Regions from separate parts of the Homo sapiens genome. Here region 1 is linked to region 2. A link is a loop called in an ENCODE intact Hi-C map of the cell type or tissue named here. Cell type or tissue: heart right ventricle. All regions are shown on one strand. Links, peaks and the distances in the headings refer to the core of each region. The heading gives the core; the rest is flanking DNA.

Region 1 (8,000 bases), core at 1-8,000, 100 kb before region 2:
CAACTTCCTGCCCCTCTTGGAGCCTTGGAATCCTGGTCAGCACAGGGCGGGCCGTCCCAGGGACTCTGGGGGCCCTTCCCCCCCTGCCACTCCTGGTAACGTCCTCCTTCTGTGTAGTTTTGTAACTGTGCAGGGCAGGGCCATCTGTTCGGACCCCAACAACAAGAGAGTGAAGAATGCAGTTAAATACCTGCAAAGCCTTGAGAGGTCTTGAAGCCTCCTCACCCCAGACTCCTGACTGTCTCCCGGGACTACCTGGGACCTCCACCGTTGGTGTTCACCGCCCCCACCCTGAGCGCCTGGGTCCAGGGGAGGCCTTCCAGGGACGAAGAAGAGCCACAGTGAGGGAGATCCCATCCCCTTGTCTGAACTGGAGCCATGGGCACAAAGGGCCCAGATTAAAGTCTTTATCCTCAGTCTGTGTCAGCGTGTCTGTCCCCACAGCGCAAGATGCGCTTCCACTCCGGCCTGTCACTCTGGGAGGGTTCTCAGAGAACCTCTGGTCCTGCCCTGTGCAGGTCGGAAAGGGAAACTGAGGCTGAGAAGGGCACGTGGCTTCCGCAGACCACGCACCAGTGAGGGGAGGCCCTGGTGAGAGGCCCGGGCAGGGGCGGGGTTGGCGGGGTCCTGGGAGGCGGCCGCTGGATTCTCTCCCTACCCACCCCAAGGTCTCCCGGTTTCCCCCCAGCCCAGCTCCTGTTCTTGCCCCACGTGGAGCTGAGGACAAACTTCCCCGAGGTGCTGGAGTCAATTTCACAGACTGGCCAGGACCCTGCCGCAGGCCACAGCTCTGCCCAGTGCTGGGGAGCCCCCTGGCCAAGGGTGGGGGAAGCTTGTAGCCCTGTCCTTGCCTTCCCCTGCACTCACTGCAGTCCAGCTGGCCCGGCTCCTCCTGGCCCTGGCTCCCTCTCCCCGCTCAAACTCCAGACCCCAGCTCCAGGGCGAGGGGGCTCTGTGGGTCCTGGGCCCTCTGCCTGCGGCTGACTTCCTAGCCCACTCCAGGCTCAGGCAGGCGGGCGCCACGCGGCCCTGTGGTTCCTCCTGACTGAAGTGTGATCCCCACCCGGCCCTGGCTGCGCCCAGCCTGCCGGAAGCCGGCCCAGCACAACCGCCCACCGACTCGCTCCCCCAGCTCTTAGGGACTGCCCTGAAGCCGACCCCTGCTCCGCGTGGTTCTCTCATTGTGTGTGTGTGTGTGTGTGTGTGTGTGTGTGTGTGCGTGCGCGTGTGTGGCAGTCCCAGCTCCTCCATTAGGTTGAGAGCTCCGTGAGCCACTCCGGGGACCCCACACCCCTGTGCTAAAAAAGATGGGGACTAGAGGCTCAGGACACCCCACCCCCAGACCCCTCTGCCCATGCCCAGCTAAGGGCTGAGCACAGAGGAGTCGGGGCCTAAGCCTTCTAGTTCTCTCTCACTCTCCCAACCAGCGATGGGGCCGTGGCTTCTCTCTGAACACAGTTTGGCGGCAGGGGCGCGGGTCCTTCTCTTCCGAGGACCTTGTGGCGGGCATTGTTTGGTGGGGCTGCGGTTAGAAGGGCAATTTCCAGGCCCGGCTGTTGCCTCCTGCTGCTCCCTTGTGGCCAGTCAGCTCATTGCAGGGCAGATGATAGAACCCAAGTTTACTTTCCAGTACGGGCACAGCGATAACGAGGTTGATAAAACCAGTGAACTGGCTTGCCTGTGACTCTAGGGTCTCTTCAGCCGCAAGTGGGCTCATCTCCTGTCCTGATGCCGAGGAGGATCACTTGAACAACTGCCTAAGACCCAGAGTCCTGGGGATGGCCCAGTCTGAGTTCTTCATGGAAAATTGTCCTCTGAATCCACCGGGAGGAGGAAGGATGATCTAAAAAGGGAGGGAGGCAAGGAGAAGCTCCTAAGACAGCAAAGGCCAGAGACAGCCGGGGTCTGGACCCCTGCACCCTGCAGGCGAGAGCTGGAAGGACTCTCAGAGTGCAATGGCTCCATCTCAGCTCACTGCAACCTCCGCCTCCCAGGTTCAAGCGATTCTCCTGCTTCAGCCTCCTAAGTAGCTGGGATTACAGGCGCCCGCCACCACACCCGGCTAATTTTTTTGTATTTTTAGTAGAGACGGGGTTTCACCATGTCGGTCAGGCTGGTCTTGAACTCTTGGCCTTATGTGATCCACTCGCCTTGGCCTCCCAAAGTGCTGAGATTACAGGCATGAGCCACCGCGCCTGGCCTCCAGCAAACTTCGTTTAAAAAAGCAAGACCTTTTTTGTTTTTTCCCTACTGAAATCCTACTCAGAAGCCCATATTGTAAGCTTAGGTAAGTAGAGCTGCCGTGGAGGCCTGTGAGGAGGTGGGGAGTTGCCAGAGGGTCCCTGAAAGTGAGATAGGGTGGGGCATTGCATAAAGGCAGGGAAGAGGTGGATCCAGGACTGGCAACAAAACGCAGGATTCAGAATCCAAGTATTCACGAGCAGCATCCGGTGCAAGCTGGGGGATGGTGAGATGCAAGAGATAGGACAACTGCCATGTGACCTTAGGGCATTTTAAGGAGGTGTGACCTGGAGACTGCTGTGATTGGAAAGACTGCTGGGAGGGAAAAAGAGGAATGGGCAGGTTCGGGGTGAAAAGTGAGGAGAAGCGCCAGACTTATGTTGTTTCTTTCACCTGGTAGGTGCCTCCCCTCCTCCCCCACCCCACCCCTGCTTTTTTTTTTTTTTTTTTTTTTTTTTTTTTTCAGATGGAGTCTGGCTCTGTGACCCAGGCTGGAGTGCAGTGGTGCGATCTGGCTCACTGCAACCTCTGTCTCCCGGGTTCAAGCGATTCTCATGCCTCAGCTTCCTGAGTAGCTGGGATTATAGGTGTGCACCACCACACCTGGCTGATTTTTGTATTTTTAGAAGAGATGGGGTTTTACCATGTTGGCCAGGCTGGTCTCGAACTCCCGAGCTCAAGTGATCCGCCCACCTCGGCCTCCCAAAGTGCTGGGATTACAGGCGTGAGCCACTATTCTGAAATCCAGTTTCTCTTCAACGCTCAACTCAGTGCTGCCTCTGCCACAGCCAGCCTACTCAACCTCAGCTGTGTGTCCTCCACCTGCACCCAACGCTCACCTTAGTCTAATCCTGACCACACTCTACCCCTTGTAATTGGAGCTGCTTGGGTGATTTACCCAATAAACTCACTGAGCAGGTATTTGGGTCAGGAAACAGTACCAGACTCATTTATGAGGAGGGAAAAAAGCTTTGTGCACAGTGTATATTTGATTTATACATTTTCATCAGTGCTGCTCAGGTGAATTCCACAAGGGGCACTAGTGGGGAAAGAGAAATTTCCTGGGGAGCCCTAATAACCCGGCTTGAAGCATATTGCATCTCCAAACGTGGAAATTAGAATTGGGTTGTTTTCCAGTGGCCCACCAGAGGGCACTCTGCTCTTAGGAGGAAGTTCTGAGGCTGATGCGCCAGGGGCCCTGACCCCACCAGCCAGACTCCGGCCCCATCGCTGTCCCCAGGGGCTGGGATCAGCCACATCTGGTTGTAGCTGCACTAGGCCTTGGGGCAGGGGTGTCTGTAGCTGGCCGGCTCTCCTCTTGTGGGAACAGAAGCAAAGAAACCGCCAATTACACTGTCTGGGGTTTGCTGGATGAAGAGGAAGAAGGAAGAAACCCTGCTGGGACTAGCAGGGCCACTAACTCCAGACGCAACCTGGGCAGTGCCAAGAGCTGTGGGCTGGGGTGTTTCACTGTGTTTTCTTAGAGACTGTATTTGGTCTATTTGGCATCCATTTATCACAGGGCCAAATCACAGGGCCAAAAGCATTTATACCTCCCCTGCAAGCTGGTTTTTGCAAGTGTTTGAAAGTAATAATAGTTACAAACCCTCCAACCAATCCCAATCACAGGCCCCCCAACCATCTCTATTTAACTCTCACACCAAGCCAGTATTTCCCCTGCCCTAAATCACCCAGAGCCAGGTAGAGACAACTAGGGACGGCCCCTAAGCCCAAGGCCCCCTGGAATTATTCCAACTAGCCAGACCCGGGCTGCTTCCCCTGGCCTGCCTTGCACTTCGGGTGGAAACCCCACAAAAGGCTGTGGCCTGTGCTGTTCTGATCCTTCCTTTCAGCCTCCTGACCAAACTTGGTGCTCCCCCTGTGGCCCCGTGTGTGGTCCTGCGTGTGTGCCATGCCCTGTTCTCCTGGGAGATGCAAGTGATGAATTCTTTCAGTGTCCTTGGTCGCTCTGTGTTGTCACTCAGTCACCTCCATCAATTCAAATCCTGGGGGTACATTTTAAATTTTTTAAATTGATGCATAGTAATTGTACATATTTATGGGATACATATGATACTGTGACACAAGCATACAATGCATAGTGATCAGATCAAGGTAATCAGGATATCCATCACCTCGAACATTTATCATTTCACTGTGTTGGGAACGTTTCAAATCTTCTCTTCTAGCTATTTTGAAATATACAATAGGCTGGGCATAGTGGCTCACACCTGTAATCCCAGCACTCTGGGAGGCCAAGGTGGGAGGATCACTTGAGCCCAGGAGTCTGAGACCAGTCTGGGCAACATAGTGAGACTCAGTCTTTACGAAATGCACAAATTAGCCAGGCATGGTAGCATGCGCCTGTGCTGCCAGCTACTCAGGAGGCTGAGGTGGGAGGATCACTTGAGCACAGCAGGTCAAGGCTGCAGTGAACTGTGATGGTGCCACTGCACTCCAGCCGGGGTTACAGAGGGAGACCCTGTCTCAAAAAGAAAAAAAAGGCTGGGCATGGTGGCTCACGCCTGTAATCCTAGCACTTTGGGAGGCCAAAGTAGGTAGATCACCTGAGGTCAGGAGTTCTAGACCAGCTTGGCCAACATGATGAAACCCCATCTTTACTAAAAATACAAAAAAATTAGCTGGATGTGGTGGCTGGCACCTGTAATCCTAGCTACTCGGGAGGCTGAGGCAGGAGAATCGCTTGAACCCGGGAGAGGTTGCAGTGAGCCAAGATTGCACCATTGCACTCCAGCCTGGGCGATAAGAGTGAAACTCCATCTCAAAGAAAGAAAGAAAGAAAGAAAAAGAAAGGAAGGAAGGAAGGAAGGAAGAAAAGAAAGAAAGAAAAAAGAAATACACAATAAATTGTTTACTATAGTCACCCTACTGTGCAATCGAACACTGGAAATTATTCCTTCTATCCAGCTGTTTGTTTGTACCCATTAACCAATCTCTCCCCATCACCCCTCTCCCCTAAATAGAACTACCATATGATCCAGCAATCCTACTACTGGGTATTTATCCAAAGGAAAGGAAATCAATATATCAAAGGGATACCTGCACCCCCATGTTTATTGCAGCACTATTCACAATAGCCAAAATATGAAATCAACCCGTGTCCATCAATGGAGTAATAAATAAATAAATTTGGTACATGTACACAACAGAGTACGATTCAGCCATAAAAAAAGAAGGAAATCCTGTCATTTGCAGCAAAATGGATGGACAGTCATTATGTTAAGTGAAATAAGCCAGGCACAGAAAGACAAATATCTCATGTTCTCACTCATATGTGGGAGCTAAAAAAAGTTTATCTTCGAAAGTACATTTTAACACAAAGGGTCAGGGACCTGTTTGGAGTCTCTGCTTTGCCACTGACTGGCCGTCGGACCTGGACACATGCGCCTCACCTGCCTGAGCCTCACCTGCCTGAGCCTATTTCTCCATGAAGCAATGGAACTGGACCTTCTCTCACCTGTTTGGGGATGTGCCAATATGGCTACTCCTCTACCTCTCACATCGCCCTTAGCGGACCACAGTCTTAGAAAACCTGCCGTTTCTGGTCGGACGCAGTGGCTCACAATCATGAGGTCAAGCGATCGAGACCAGTGTGACCAACATGGTGAAACCCCGTCTCTACTAAAAATACAAAAATTAGCCAGGCATGGTGGCGCGTGCCTGTAATCCCAGCTACTCGGGAGGCTGAGGCAGGAGAATCACTTGAACTCGGGAGGCAGAGGTTGCAGTGAGCCGAGATCACGCCATTGCACTCCAGCCTGGGTGACAGAGTGAGAGTGAGACTCTGTCTCAAAAAAAAAAAAAAGAAAAAGAAAAGAAAAGAAAGAAAAGAAAACCTGCCATTTCCTCATAATTGAACTGCCATCACCTGGATATTCCCTGTGCCCTTCTCCAAAGCCAGCATGGCAACCACGGGGGTGAAATACTCAGACGAGCAAAGGGATCAGGGCTTTAAGAAGCCAGCCTTCAGCCAAGCATGGTGGCTCACACCTGTAATCCCAGCACTTTGAGGGGCCGAGGCAGGCGGATCACTTGAGGTCAGGAGTTCAAGACCAGCCTGGCCAACAGGGTGAAACTCTGACAGTACTAAAAATACAAAAATTAGCTGGGCATGGTGGTGCATGCCTGTAATCCCAGCTACTTGGGAGGCCGAGGCAGGGGGATTGCTTGAACCTGGGAGGTAGAGGCTGCAGTGAGCCCAGATCAGTCCACTGCACTCCAGCCTGGGCAACAGAGTGAGACTCTGTCTCAAAACAAACCAACCAACCAACCCTGACCAGTACTCCTCAAAATGATCAAGCTCATCCAAAACAAGGAAAGTCTGAGAAACTGTCACAGCCAAAAATCAGCTTTCAAAGGACTTGTTAAGTCCTTGCACATACATGTTCATGGTGGGATATTTACTACAGCACAAAGCTGGAAACAGCCCAAGGCCTATCAACAGCTGAATGGATAAACAAAAGTGGTCTAACCATATAAGGAAGATTTTTCTGCATGGATACGCCCTACGATATGGGTGAAGCTCGAAACACTCTGTTAAGCTAAAGAAGCCAAACGCAGAAGGTCACACAGTGTATAATTTCATTCATATGAAATGTCAGAAGTAACTCCATGGAGTCAGAACGCCCACTGGTGGTGACCAGAGATGGTGGGAGAGGAAGACCGGAAGGGACTGCTTACTGGGGATGGGGTTTCCTTTCAGGGCAATGAAAACATTTTGGAACTAGATAGAGGTGGTGGTTGCACCACACTGTGAATGTACCAAATGCTGCTGAATTGTTTATTTTAAATCGTTCATTTTATGTTATGTGAATTTCATAAAAAAGACATATTCAATATTCACTTTTCTGTAGAGTAGCAGGCTTGGATGAGACATATATCAGCTCAGGACAAAGGAGTCCTCTGGGAGGACAGCGAAGGGATTTTGCCACTGCTGTATCACTTGTGTACGAAAAAAAGGAGTGATCAGAATCACACACAGCAAAGCTAGTTGTCTATTGGAAATTCTCTGTATTTGAAATCTTTCATGATTTAAGAGAAAAAATGTTTAAGTAATAATAGAAAATCAAAAAGGAAGGAAGGAAGGAGGAAAGGAAGGAAGGGAGGGAGGGAGGAAGGAAGGGAGGGAGGGAGGGAGGAAGGAGGAAAGGGAGGGAGGGAGGGGAAGGGATGGAGAGAGGAAGGAAGGAAGGGAAGGAAGGAAAAGGAAGAAAGGGGAAGGAAGGGAAGAGGAGAAGGAAGGAAGGATGGATGGTGGGAGGGAAGGGAGGGAGGGAGGGGGAGGAAGGGAGGGAGGGGAAGCAATGAAGGAGGGAGGGAGGGAAGGAGGGGAAGGAAGGAAGAGAGGGAAGGAGTGAGGGAGGGGAAGGGAGGGAGGGAAGGAGGGGAAGGAAGGAAGAGAGGGAAGGAGTGAGGGAGGGGAAGGAAGGGAGGAAAGAAGGAAGGAAAGAAAGGAGCATTCTAACCCAGCTGAGTCTGAACGCAGTCTCCAGATCAGCACAGAGGTTTGCAGAGGTGAAAGCCTCATGCTGGATGGTGGGCCACGGGTAACCAATGACCAGACCACCAGCTTGACCACCAGGAGTGACCACTGAAGGTGAGATCTGAAGTCACTGAGGGCTGAGTGGGGGCTTCTGTCCCTGCTTTCCCCGAGAGGGGTGAAGTAAGAGCCACCCAAGAGCTGCCCCATCCCCACCCCTACTTAGCACAAAGCTATTTTATACATTTGTGTAATTTGT
Region 2 (11,069 bases), core at 487-8,486:
GGAGACAGTCACCCACCACTCCCCATCCATTAATCTAATCAGCAGCCCATCTAGCATGCCTAGCCATGCCTTCCTGCTCTCCCGGACACACCTATCTTCCCGTCAACCTGGCCTTCTTTCTCCCTCTGTATTCGTTCTTCCACCCACTGACCCAGTCAGCTGTCCATCCATCTGTCCACTCTCTACCCATCCAGCCATCATCTGTTCATACATCCATTGGATCCACCCATCCATCTGCCCGCCCTGCCTCTCTCTCCCATTCATCCATCCATTCATTCCTTTACCCATTGGTTCATCCATGCACACATCCATCTTGTCTTCTGTTCATTTTTCTTCCCATCTTCCCACCCACATGTCCATCCTGCCATCCATTCATCACGCACCTACCCACTCTATCCTGGGCGACTCCTGAGAGACAGGCTTGTGCCAGGCACCAGGGGCTGAGAATGGAGAAGCCAGGATGGCCCTGCGGCCCCCACTCCTCCCTGGCCAAGGTCTGTTGCTGCCCCTGCCCCTCTGTGGTCCTCACCTCGTCCTCAGCCTGGGCCAGCTCCTTCTTGAGCTCCTCCACCCGCAGCCGCAGCTTCTTCACCTCAGCCTCGTGCTGCTCCACCCGCCGGTTGGCATGTGCCAGCTCTGCCACCTTCTCCTGGAACTGCTTCTTCAGCTTGCCATGCACATGCTTCAGGTCTGCCAGCTCCTACAGGGCACAGGGATGGGGTGGGAGGGAGGAGGGAATCAGTATCAGCTTGGGCGCCATGCCAGGGAGTCCCACGAGGTCAGGCAGTTCTAGGGATGCTGGGTGTCTCTCCTTCCCAGAATCTCTCCATCTGTTGTCTGAAGTATCAGCAGTAGAGGTTTGGCTGAGCAGCCAGAGGCTGGAGGTGCCTTCCAGGGAGGTGAGAAGGCTGGGTGGGTGGAACCTGTGGCTCCGGTTTGGATGTGTAACTTTCAGATGCTACTGGATCTACCCTGGAGCTGTTGGAGCAGGGTCGGGGTTTCCGGGGAAGGATGAGGTCTGGAGTCTTCAGGGGCGTATGGCATTGAAAGAGCTGGGTTGGGAATGAGCTAGGCTGGGGAATGGGTGGGTGTCTCAGAGCCCAGAGTGGCTGGGAAGAGGAAGGGCAGCCAGCAAAAGAGATGCCCACCCTGGAGCTCTGTGAGTTCTCTAAGCCTCAGTTTCCATTTCTGTAAAATGGGAATAGGCATTGCCTAAAGGTCTCTTGAGTCCATCCTTTTTGTTCCATCTCTACTGACTGCAACCTGGTCCAGGTCTCCTCCCTCTCTTGTTGTCCAGGGAATGTCAACAGCTTCCCCCCAGCCTGTCTTCCCATCCTCTGCCCACACAGCCTGCTCACACTCCCCTCCTGCTTTAAACTCTCTCGAAGAGTCCCACCACTCGTGCCTCACTTACCACATCCCCCCGCTCACTCCCCTCCAGCACACTGGACTTGTTCCTCCAAAGCTCTGTGTCTCTTTCACCACGGACATTTATTCATGTTATTCCTAACTTCTCTCCATCCCCTCCCCTAAATCCGCACACTACCAGTTAACGGCTGCTTTTCCTGGAGAACTCAGTTTATTTATTTATTATTATTTTTTTGAGACGGAGTTTCTCTGTCACCCAGGCTGGGGTGCAGTGGTGCAATCTCAGCTCAGTGCAACCTCTGCCTCCCGGTTTCAAGTGATTCTCCTGCCTCAGCCACCCGAGTAGCTGGGATTACAGGTGCCCACAATGCTCGGCTAATTTTTGTATTTTTAGTAGATATGGGGTTTCGCCATGTTAGCCAGGCTGGTCCCAAAATGCTGACCTCAGGTGATCTGCCCACCCCAGCCTCCCAAAGTGCTGAGATTACAGATGTGTGCCACTGCGCCTGGCTGAGAACTCAGTTTAAAATGTCACTGCCTCCGGGAGGTATTTCCAGGACCGTGGGCCTAAGCCAGGTCTCCTAGTATCCCCTCTTCTTGCTGGTGACCATGAAGCTGTGTGATTGGCATGAATCTGTGTGACAGAGAGAGCCATGTGTACATCCCCCAAGTAAGTCTTCAGCTCCATGAGGGGAAGAGGGGAGGCCACATCTGTCTGTTCAGTGCTGTGTCTCTGGCACCTAGAGTGGAGCTTGGCACATAGTAAGTGCTCAATGAATGCGGCTACTATAATTACCAACTGGTCTAGCACACAAGGTGCTGAATACATGCAGCTACCATAATTATCACCAGGCCTGACACATAGTAGGGAAGCTGCGCTCTGGCTGGATGGGGAGGTGGCAGCCCCAGCACTGGCCACTCCACTCCTTGCCCCACCTTGTTCTTCTCGAAGAGCGCGGCCTGGCTGGCCCTCAGGTCGCAGTCCAGTGCGCTGGCTGTTTGCCGCCGCCGCCGGGCCAGCGCCTCCTCCAGGTCTCCGACCTGTGCCCGCAGCTTCTTGTTCTCCCGCTCAAGGCCCAGTTTCTCTGTCTCCAGCCGCTCCCGGCGGCCCCACTCCGCAGCGTTTTCGGCCTGCAGCCGCTCCATCTGCAGCAGGGCAGGGCAGAGTGAGGACTCCCAGCGGAGGGGGCATGCAGGGCCTGAGCTGGATGCCCCCGCCACCTCCTGGAGCCATTTTTGGCTCCAGGAAGCAGATCCAGCTGCATTGGCTGTAATTAAGCTGGGCTCATTTCATGGTGTACAGGATGTGAGGGCGCTTCTGGCCTCTGTGTGGGAGAGAGGCCTGCCTCTTGCAGATCAGGACACCATTGGATGTGGCTGGCCCCGCTCAGAGCACAGTCCTGGCCCCTGCCCTGTTCCCAGTGACCTGCTGATGGAGCAGGGCCCCAGGACCCCTAAACCCAGGTCCTCCTGGGTCCCATCCATGGCCTCACCTCGCCCCTCAGCTCGGCCATTTTCCGGTCCATGCTGGAGCGTGCACCGAGCTCATCTTCCAGGTCCTCAGACATGCGGCCCAGCTCGTCCTGGTGCGCCTCCTTCAGGATGCTGAGCTGCAGGGATAAGGCCCCACCTGGTCATGAGAACCACCAGGATATAGCCTGGAACCACCTCCGGGGGTGGGCGCCAGTGCAGGAGTGCTCAGCGTGGAGCCAAGGCAGCGCCCAAATGGGGCAGGCACCAGGTATTCCAAACAGACCTCGAATCTGACCACTTCTGCTCCTCCCAATGTCTCTCCTCCTCATTACTGTCTAGCCTCCCAGTGTCTACTCCTGGCCCTTCTCTGTCAACCCGTTTTCTACAACAGCAGCCCAGAGGGAGCTTTTAACAAAGATGAATGCAATCATACCACCCTCCTCCCACAAAGCCTCTGATGGCTCCCAGGTGCCTTAGGGTAAAGTCCAACTCCTCTCTACGCTCTCACAAAGCCCTGCACGATTGGACACCTACCCGCCGCTCCCCCTTAGTTCACTGTACTCCAGGCACCAGGGACTCCTTTCTGTTCCTCAGACACACCAAGTTCCTGCCCACCACAGGGCCTTTGCACATGCGTGGATCTTTCTGAGACACTTCTTAGGACTGATTTTTCTTATTCTCAGGCCTTGACCTAAAGGCCCCCTCCTTAGGAATGCCTCTTCTGCCCACCTGGCCTGGAGGAGGGGCCTCCTCATCCCACTCCCCACTGGAAAGCTAGCCTGGGAGGACGGGGAGCTTGTGCGTCTGTCCACCTTTGTGTCGTTGTATGGCCTGGGCACAGGGCCGCCCTCAGTGTACAGTGACTAATTCCAACACTGCTCTGCACACAGGTGCATCGGCATTGCTTGGCGTGCATTTAAGACAATAACATTTCTTGCGGTATACAGCAAACCCCAACAAACTGCTGCTCCCTGTAACACACGGATGAGTTTTCAACACATAATGTTGAGGGAGAGACACCAGATACAAAAGAGAACCTTTATAATTTTCTACTAAATTGTACATTTGTGTTTCATTCGCTTTTCTTCGAATGATTATACTTCATAATTTGAAAAGACTAAAAGAACAGGGTCCTGGACCCAGCCCTGAAAGGTGCTGATTCAGGAGGGTGGAGGCGAGGTCTGGGAATCTGTATTTTAGGAGATTTCCTCAGAGATTCTCATGTAAGACCAGTCTTGGTCCCCTCCAGGACAGTTTCAGGCTCTAAAGTTCTGTGATCCTCCCAGCTGCTAGAAACCCACCGATCCAGTGTGGCGTTCCCTGGGTGGCTGCGCCCTCTGGTGGCCATTGAGGCCTGCACAGGAGGCCGTAGTGGCAGCTCAGCCTGCTCTGAGCCCCCACACTGCAGTGGTGGATTCCCTTCTCTGGAGCCTCAGTTTCCCTATCTGTAAGATGGGGACATGAGGACCCAGCTCCCTGGGCTGCCATGAGGCTTCAGTGACACCTAGTACAGATAGGAACCCAATGAATGCCACATCCAGCCTCCTCGTCTTCATCCTGGTCTACAAGGCCCCCTCCTGCGGCCTCGCCTCTCACTTCCTGCTCTCCAGCCACCTGGCCCTCCCTGTTTCCCGCACACGCTGGGCTTGTTCCTGCCTCAGGACCTTTGCACCGCTGTGCCTTCTGCCAGGAACACTCTCCCCTGTATCTTTTCAAGGACAGCTTCCTCTAGCCCCTTTAGGTCTTGCCTCAAATGCCACCTTCTTAGGCCTTCCCTGACCTACCACCCCATCTCTCTCATTCTGTTTTGACTCCTTCATAAATTATGAATCTGCCTGGTGACTGTCGGTCTCCCATGCCCACAGCCCCCACAAAGTGAGCTCCTGAAGGCAGGGACCTTGCCTGCCCAGCACTCAGAACAACTCAGAAAAAATAACATAACATAACATAACATAACATAACATAACATAACATAACATAACATAACATAAATAAAATAAAATAAATAAAATAAAATAAAATAAATAAAAATAAATAAAATTAAAATAAAATAAAGCCAGGCACTGTGGCTTACACCTGTAATCCCAGCACTTTGGAGGCCGAGGCAGAAGGATCACTTGGGTCCAGGAGTTCGAGACCAGTCTGGCCAACATGGTGAAACCCTGTCTCTACTAAAAATACAAAAATTAGCCGGGCGTGGTGGCGGGTGCCTGTAATCCCAGCTATTCGGGAAGCTGAGGCAGGAGAATCGCTTGAACCCGGGAGGTGGAGGTTGCAGTGAGCCAAGATCACACCACTGCACTCCAGCCTAGGTGACAGAGCAAGACTCTGTCTCAAAAAAAAAAAAAAAAGAACAACTGTTGGATGAATTAATGAATGAATTCTCTCTTCCATCTCCACTACTGAAATTCAACAGCGCGATCCTGCCGCCTCCAGGAAGACCCTCTGGTCTCCAAGACTCACCTGCTTGAGCATCTCCTGCTTGGTCTTGCTCAGCTCCTCATACTTGATCTTCCACTGGCTGAGCTCCCCCTCTAGCTTCTCAATGTTCCTGCTCAACGCCAGTTTATCCCTGGGGAAGGGACAGACATGGGGGTGAGCCCACCAAGGCCCTCTGCTTGGAGTCCTCACCAAGGGTGGCCCTGCTGTGTGCCCTCTGCACTTGTTGAGCCCAAGTCCAAAATCCTTGCCTTGGTATTCAGGCCCAGGCACCCTATGTGGCTAGAAGCACCCTGGCTTTGCAGTTCTCCTGGAACTGCATTCCCTATCCAAGTGCAAGTGCCCAGCTCACATTGTGGGGAGGTGGTCGGGGTTCCAGAGCACTGAGCATCCCCGGGCAAGTACCTCTCTCCTGCTGCACCTCAGGCTCATCTGAAAATGGCTCCAGGAGGTGGCGGCCCCAGCACTGGCCACTCCACTCCTTGGCCCACCTTGTTCTTCTCGAAGAGCTGTCAAAGACCACCCTGCTCCTGTCTGTTTTGTAGACTATGTTCCCTGCAAGGCTTGGTCTGAACACATGGTTCTGCAGATAGAAACACTGGAAAACACTGTCCAGTGACCCGAAGAGAGGGTTCTCTCTTGCCATCGACACTGTGTGGGATCCCTACATCCTCCCATAACCCCCACCCTGCCTTGATCTTGAATAAGGCACTGTAGGTAACAAGCATGATGCCTGGCCCTGGCAGAGTAGGTGCTCACCAATGGCTGAGCTCAGCATCACCTTCCAGCACGCTGCCCTTCATGACCCCACACCACACTGGCCTCTCTCTCTGAAAGTGGAACACTCCATGCCTCCAACATGGGGTTCCCAGAGGGGACAACGTCACCCTGTAGGAGGCATGTTGAAAACCCATGGCAACATTTTTGGCTATCACAATGATTAGGGGTCATTTAGTGGACGGGGGCCAGGGTGCCTGACTCCCTGCAATGCCCTGGGCGTCCTGCCCATCAGGATGCATCCTGCATCCTACTGAATGCATGCACAGCCCACTGGACATTGCTCGGGGTAGAGATGATCTGAGCCTACAGCCTCATTCTGATTTACATTGAAACAGAAAGTAATTTTTATACTAACATACACTGAATTTTCTAGGAATGGAATCACTGTATAAACTGAAGGAAGACTGCACTTTTCTTTGTTTTTAGAGAGAGGATCTGGCTCTGTTGCTCAGGCTGGAGTGCAGATCACAGCTCACTCCCTGGAACTGCACTCCCTACCCAAGTGCAAGTGCCCAGCTCATATTGTGGGGAGGTGGTCAGGGCTCCAGAGCACTGGGCATCTCTGGGCAAGTACCTCCCTCCTGCTGTACCCCAGGCTCATCTCTTAAAGACTACCCTGTTCCTGTCTGTTCACAGCTCACTGCAACCTGGAACTCCTGGACTCAAGCGATCCTGCCACCTCGAGCTCCCAAAGTACTGGGATTATAGGCATGAGCCACGGTGCCCGGCTGCACTTTGCTTTGTTCAGAACTTTACCAAAGGCTGTTCATCTCTCAAGAAAGCGCATCGCAGTGACACCACTTGTGTCTTTGAGTTGCTAAGTCTGCACACCTGCATGAGCCGCCTTTGTAGCTGTCCTGCGAGGTGACTTAAATGTGCAGATACATGTAAGCCTTCAACACAACACCTGACTCGGAGCACATGCTATGTCTTTGCTGTTATAACTATCGTCACTATCATCCCATTTAAAGACACCCACTCTGACCACTTCACCATTTCTTCTAGAGGAGCTATGCCCAAGCACTCCCATATCACAACACGTGTATTTTAAGTTACTTTCAGGCTGGGCGCAGTGGCTTACACCTGTAATCCTAGCGCTTTGGGAGGCCAAGGCAGGTGGGCTCCCTGAGCTCAGGAGTTCGAGAGCAGCCTGGGCAACATGGTGAAAACCTGTCTCTACTAAAATACGAAGAATTAGCTGGGCGTGGTGGTGTGTGCCTGTAGTCCTAGCTACTCGGGAGGCTGACACATGAGAATTGCTTGAACCAGGGAGACAAGAGATTGTAGTGAGCTGAGATAGAGCCGCTGTACCCCAGCCTGGGCAACAGAGCGAGACTCTGTCTCCAAAAAAAAAAAAAGTTACTTTCACTTCTACTTTATATTTCAGTTAGTGCACTAGGTTGATTTTTTTGCTTGTTTGGCTTAAACAGTCTAAATTTATTCTCTCATATTTCTAGAGGCTAGAAGTCCAAGATCAAGCTGTTGGCAGGACTGGTTCTCTGAGGGCTGCGAGAAAGAATCCGTTCCATGCCTCTCTCCCAGCTTCTGGCAGTTTGCTGGCCATCTTTGGTATTCCTTGGCCAAAGATGCAACAATGTCCGCAAAAGCATCACCCTGACCTCTGCCTACATCTTCACAAAGGCATTATAGTGATTTTTTTTTTTTTTTGAGACAGCGTCTCTCTCTGTCACCTAGGCTGGAGGGTACTGGTGCATTCATACAATCACAGCTCCCTCAGCCTCGACCTCCTGGGCTCAAGCGATCCTCCCGCCTCAGCCTTCCAAGTAGCTGGGACTACAGTGGCACAGCCCCGTTCCCAGCTAATTTTTTTTTTTTTGTAGGCCAGGCACAATGGCTCATGCCTGTAATCCCAGCACTATGGGAAGCTGAGGTTGGTGGATTACCTGAGGTCAGGAGTTCGAGACCAGCCTGGCCAACATGGTAAAACTCCGTCTCTATGAAAAATACAAAAATTAGCCGGGTCTGGTGGCTAATTTTTTAGCCACCCTCTGGGTTGTCCCCTCTGGGAACCCCATGTTGGAGGCGTGGAGTGTTCCACTCTCAGAGAGAGAGGCCAGTGTGGTGTGGGGTCATGAAGGGCAGCGTGCTGGAAGGTGATGCTGAGCTCAGCCATTGGTGAGCACCTACTCTGCCAGGGCCAGGCATCATGCTTGTAACCTACAGTGCCTTATTCAAGATCAAGGCAGGGTGGGGGTTATGGGAGGATGTAGGGATCCCACACAGTGACGATGGCAAGAGAGAACCCTCTCTTCGGGTCACTGGACAGTGTTTTCCAGTGTTTCTATCTGCAGAAACATGTGTTCAGACCAAGCCTTGCAGGGAACATAGTCTACAAAACAGACAGGAGCAGGGTGGTCTTTGACAGCCCTTCGAGAAGAACAAGGTGGGCCAAGGAGTGGAGTGGCCAGTGCTGGGGCCGCCACCTCCTGGAGCCATTTTCAGATGAGCCTGAGGTGCAGCAGGAGAGAGGTACTTGTCCGGGGATGCTCAGTGCTCTGGAACCCCGACCACCTCCCCACAATGTGAGCTGGGCACTTGCACTTGGATAGGGAATGCAGTTCCAGGAGAACTACAAAGAACATGCGCCAGAGGCATGGTGGCACATGCCTGTAATCCCAGCTACTCAGGAGGCTGAGGCAGGAGAAACACTTGAACATGGGAGGCAGAGGTTACAGTGAGTCGAGACTGTGCTACTGTACTCCAGCCTGGCTGACAGAGTGAGGCTCTGTCTAAAAAAAATATATATATATATAGAGAGAGAGACAGGGTCTTGCTGTATGGCCCAGGTTGGCCACAAGCAATCCTCTTGCCTCGGAATCCCAAAGTGCTATGATTACAGACATGAGTCACTGCACCTGGCCATTATATTGATTTTTTAAAAAGGAGTGTGTAGATAGGTTATGCTATTGTCGTATTTAATTTCTGGACAGAAAAACTGCAGAATATTCATTATCATCAAGCTCGTGCCCTCTAAACTGCTCTGATCAAGGTCACTGGTGACCTCCACATTCTAAATCCAATGGTCCAGGGCTCAGCCCTGTTCTTACTGATCACTCTGTCCTCCGGGAAACGGTTTCTTGTGGTTCCCCTTCCCAGCCCGGCTCCCTTCTCTTGTCTCCTCTGCTGTTTCCCTTTCCTCTAACTGACCTCTAAACTTGGCACTTCAGGGCTGGATCCTCTGACCAGTTCCCTATCCACACTCATTCCTTGGCCCTTGTCCACGCTCATCGTTTTATTTATTTATTTATTTATTTATTTATTTATTTATTGAGACAGAGTCTTGCTCTGTCGCCCAGGATGGAGTGCAGTGGCACAATTCCGGCTCACTGCAACCTCCACCTCCCGGCTTCAAGCAATTTTCCTGCCTCAGCCTCCTGAGTAGCTGGGATTGCAGGTGTCTGCCACCACGCCTAGCTAATTTTTGCATTTTTGGTAGAGATGGGGTTTCAATTCACCATGTTGGTCAGGCAGGTCTCCAACTCCTGACCTCAAGTGATCTGCCCACCTCGGCCTCCCAAAGTGCTGGGATTACAGGCGTGAGCCACTGCGCCTGGCCCAGCTCATGGCTTTCAATATCATCTCTTCACTGGTGACTCTTGCATTTTTACCTCCAGCCCAGGCCTGTCTCATGAACTCCAGACTCATTCACATCCCCAGCTGCCTCCCTGCCATCTCAAACTCACACGTCCAAAACCAAGGTCCCAGCTGCAACCTTCCAACTTCCCTGTCTCCATTCCCTGCTTTTACCCTGCCCACAGCCCTCTCCCCCAACTAGAAAGTACGTTTCAGGAAGGCAGGGGCTTCTGTCTTATTTACGGCTGTATCCTCAGGGCAGAGCACAGTGCCTGGCCCAGAACAGGTGCCTGGTAACGTATTATTTGAATGAATAAATAAAAACTTGCACTGAGTTCTTGGGTGGAACACCACTGCTCTACAGTTCCAAGATACAGTCTAAACACTACCTGTCATCTTCGTGAGTCTAATGTTCTGTGATTCTGAGGGCGTTGTAGCACGGCCTGGCCCTGGCCCTGCCCCCTCCCGCCTCCCACGACTCACTCTCGCTCCTTGAGCAGCACCTTCTGGGACTCATCCAGCCGTAGCCGCAGGGCGGTCAACTTGGAGGCCTCCTCCTCCGTGGCAGCTGTGTCCTCCCAGGGTAGCCGGCTGCGCTCCTGGCGGCCTGAGCTGCCCCGCGGGCCCCCAGCCCCCAGGCTGCGCGCCTCCCAGCAGTCCTCAGACTCCTCTGGCATGCTCTTCAGCAGGCTCTCCACCAGCTCCAGTTCCTGCGGGGACCAAGGTGGAGGCTGGACCAGTGGCCGCCAAGCCAGGCCCTGGGTCTGAGATCAGCTTGATGGGTAACCTTGGGCAAGTCACACAGTGTCTCTGGGCCTCAGTTTCCTCTTCTGCTGCCTGCCTCTCCATCTCTGGAGAAGGAAGACACACCCTGCTCTGGGCCTCCCCTTTCACCTCCTGGAGCTGCAGAGTGTCAGCCACCATGGTTCCCTGTATCCTAGAAGATTCCCCAGGAGAGGTGGTGAGCTCCCTGTCACTGGAAGTATGCAAACCTACGGCGGGGCACCGATGGGAACAAATGTTGAAGCAGGAATTCCTATAATGGCTTAAGCCTAGATTCCTTCCAAAGGAATTCTAGCTCTAAGATCCTGTTTTTTCAGGGGCAAATAGTAAGGCATGGGGAGACTGGTGACACAGGGAAGCAGTGCCTGTGAGGAGAGCCAGCTCCCAGACAGGAAGCAGTTGAGAAATTAGGAACCCAGGGCCGAGCCCCTTTCCTTCTTGCCATCCTGCCCTTCTTCTCCGCCCCGCCCATCTCCAAGGCCTGTCTCTGACACAAACCCACAAGGACCACAGCCCCTGTTCCAGCTTCTCCCACAGCCTTTCCAGATGAGTCTGGACCAGCCTCTTCCTGGCCCGGCCCTCAGTTTCCCTAGCTGGACTGGAGCGGTGGCCCTGAGGACTCCCTGAGGAGT

Evidence for each region. Peaks named below come from ENCODE experiments on the same cell type or tissue, not always from the same donor. Only the 100,000 strongest peaks of a DNase experiment are listed, where the experiment ranks them.
Region 1: a loop joins it to region 2, with 18 times the contacts of the local background. A loop is called at or near these places in 83 of 110 quality-filtered maps.

The regions. Positions count from the first base shown.
Region 1 is chr16:57,415,648-57,423,647 of GRCh38, forward strand. CCL17 (C-C motif chemokine ligand 17) reads left to right here. Exons shown (of 4, transcript NM_002987.3): 4 at 118-416. The coding sequence ends at 214. Among named protein-coding and RNA genes, the nearest start is that of CCL17, 15 kb to the left of the region's middle. RefSeq lists enhancers at 470-985, 986-1,501, 2,018-2,532. In heart right ventricle, for the core only: CTCF peaks have their summits at 1,583 (motif pointing left), 3,384 (motif pointing right) and 6,894; DNase peaks (open chromatin) are centred at 1,114, 1,574 and 3,504; H3K4me3 peaks cover 1,248 bases; H3K27ac peaks cover 3,229 bases.
Region 2 is chr16:57,515,764-57,526,832 of GRCh38, forward strand. It overlaps CCDC102A (coiled-coil domain containing 102A), which reads right to left. Exons shown (of 9, transcript NM_033212.4): 3 at 10,138-10,364; 4 at 5,305-5,413; 5 at 2,862-2,978; 6 at 2,305-2,514; 7 at 530-700. Among named protein-coding and RNA genes, the nearest start is that of CCDC102A, 15 kb to the right of the region's middle. RefSeq lists an enhancer at 4,167-4,336. In heart right ventricle, for the core only: CTCF peaks have their summits at 4,197 (motif pointing left) and 4,397; a DNase peak (open chromatin) is centred at 4,178.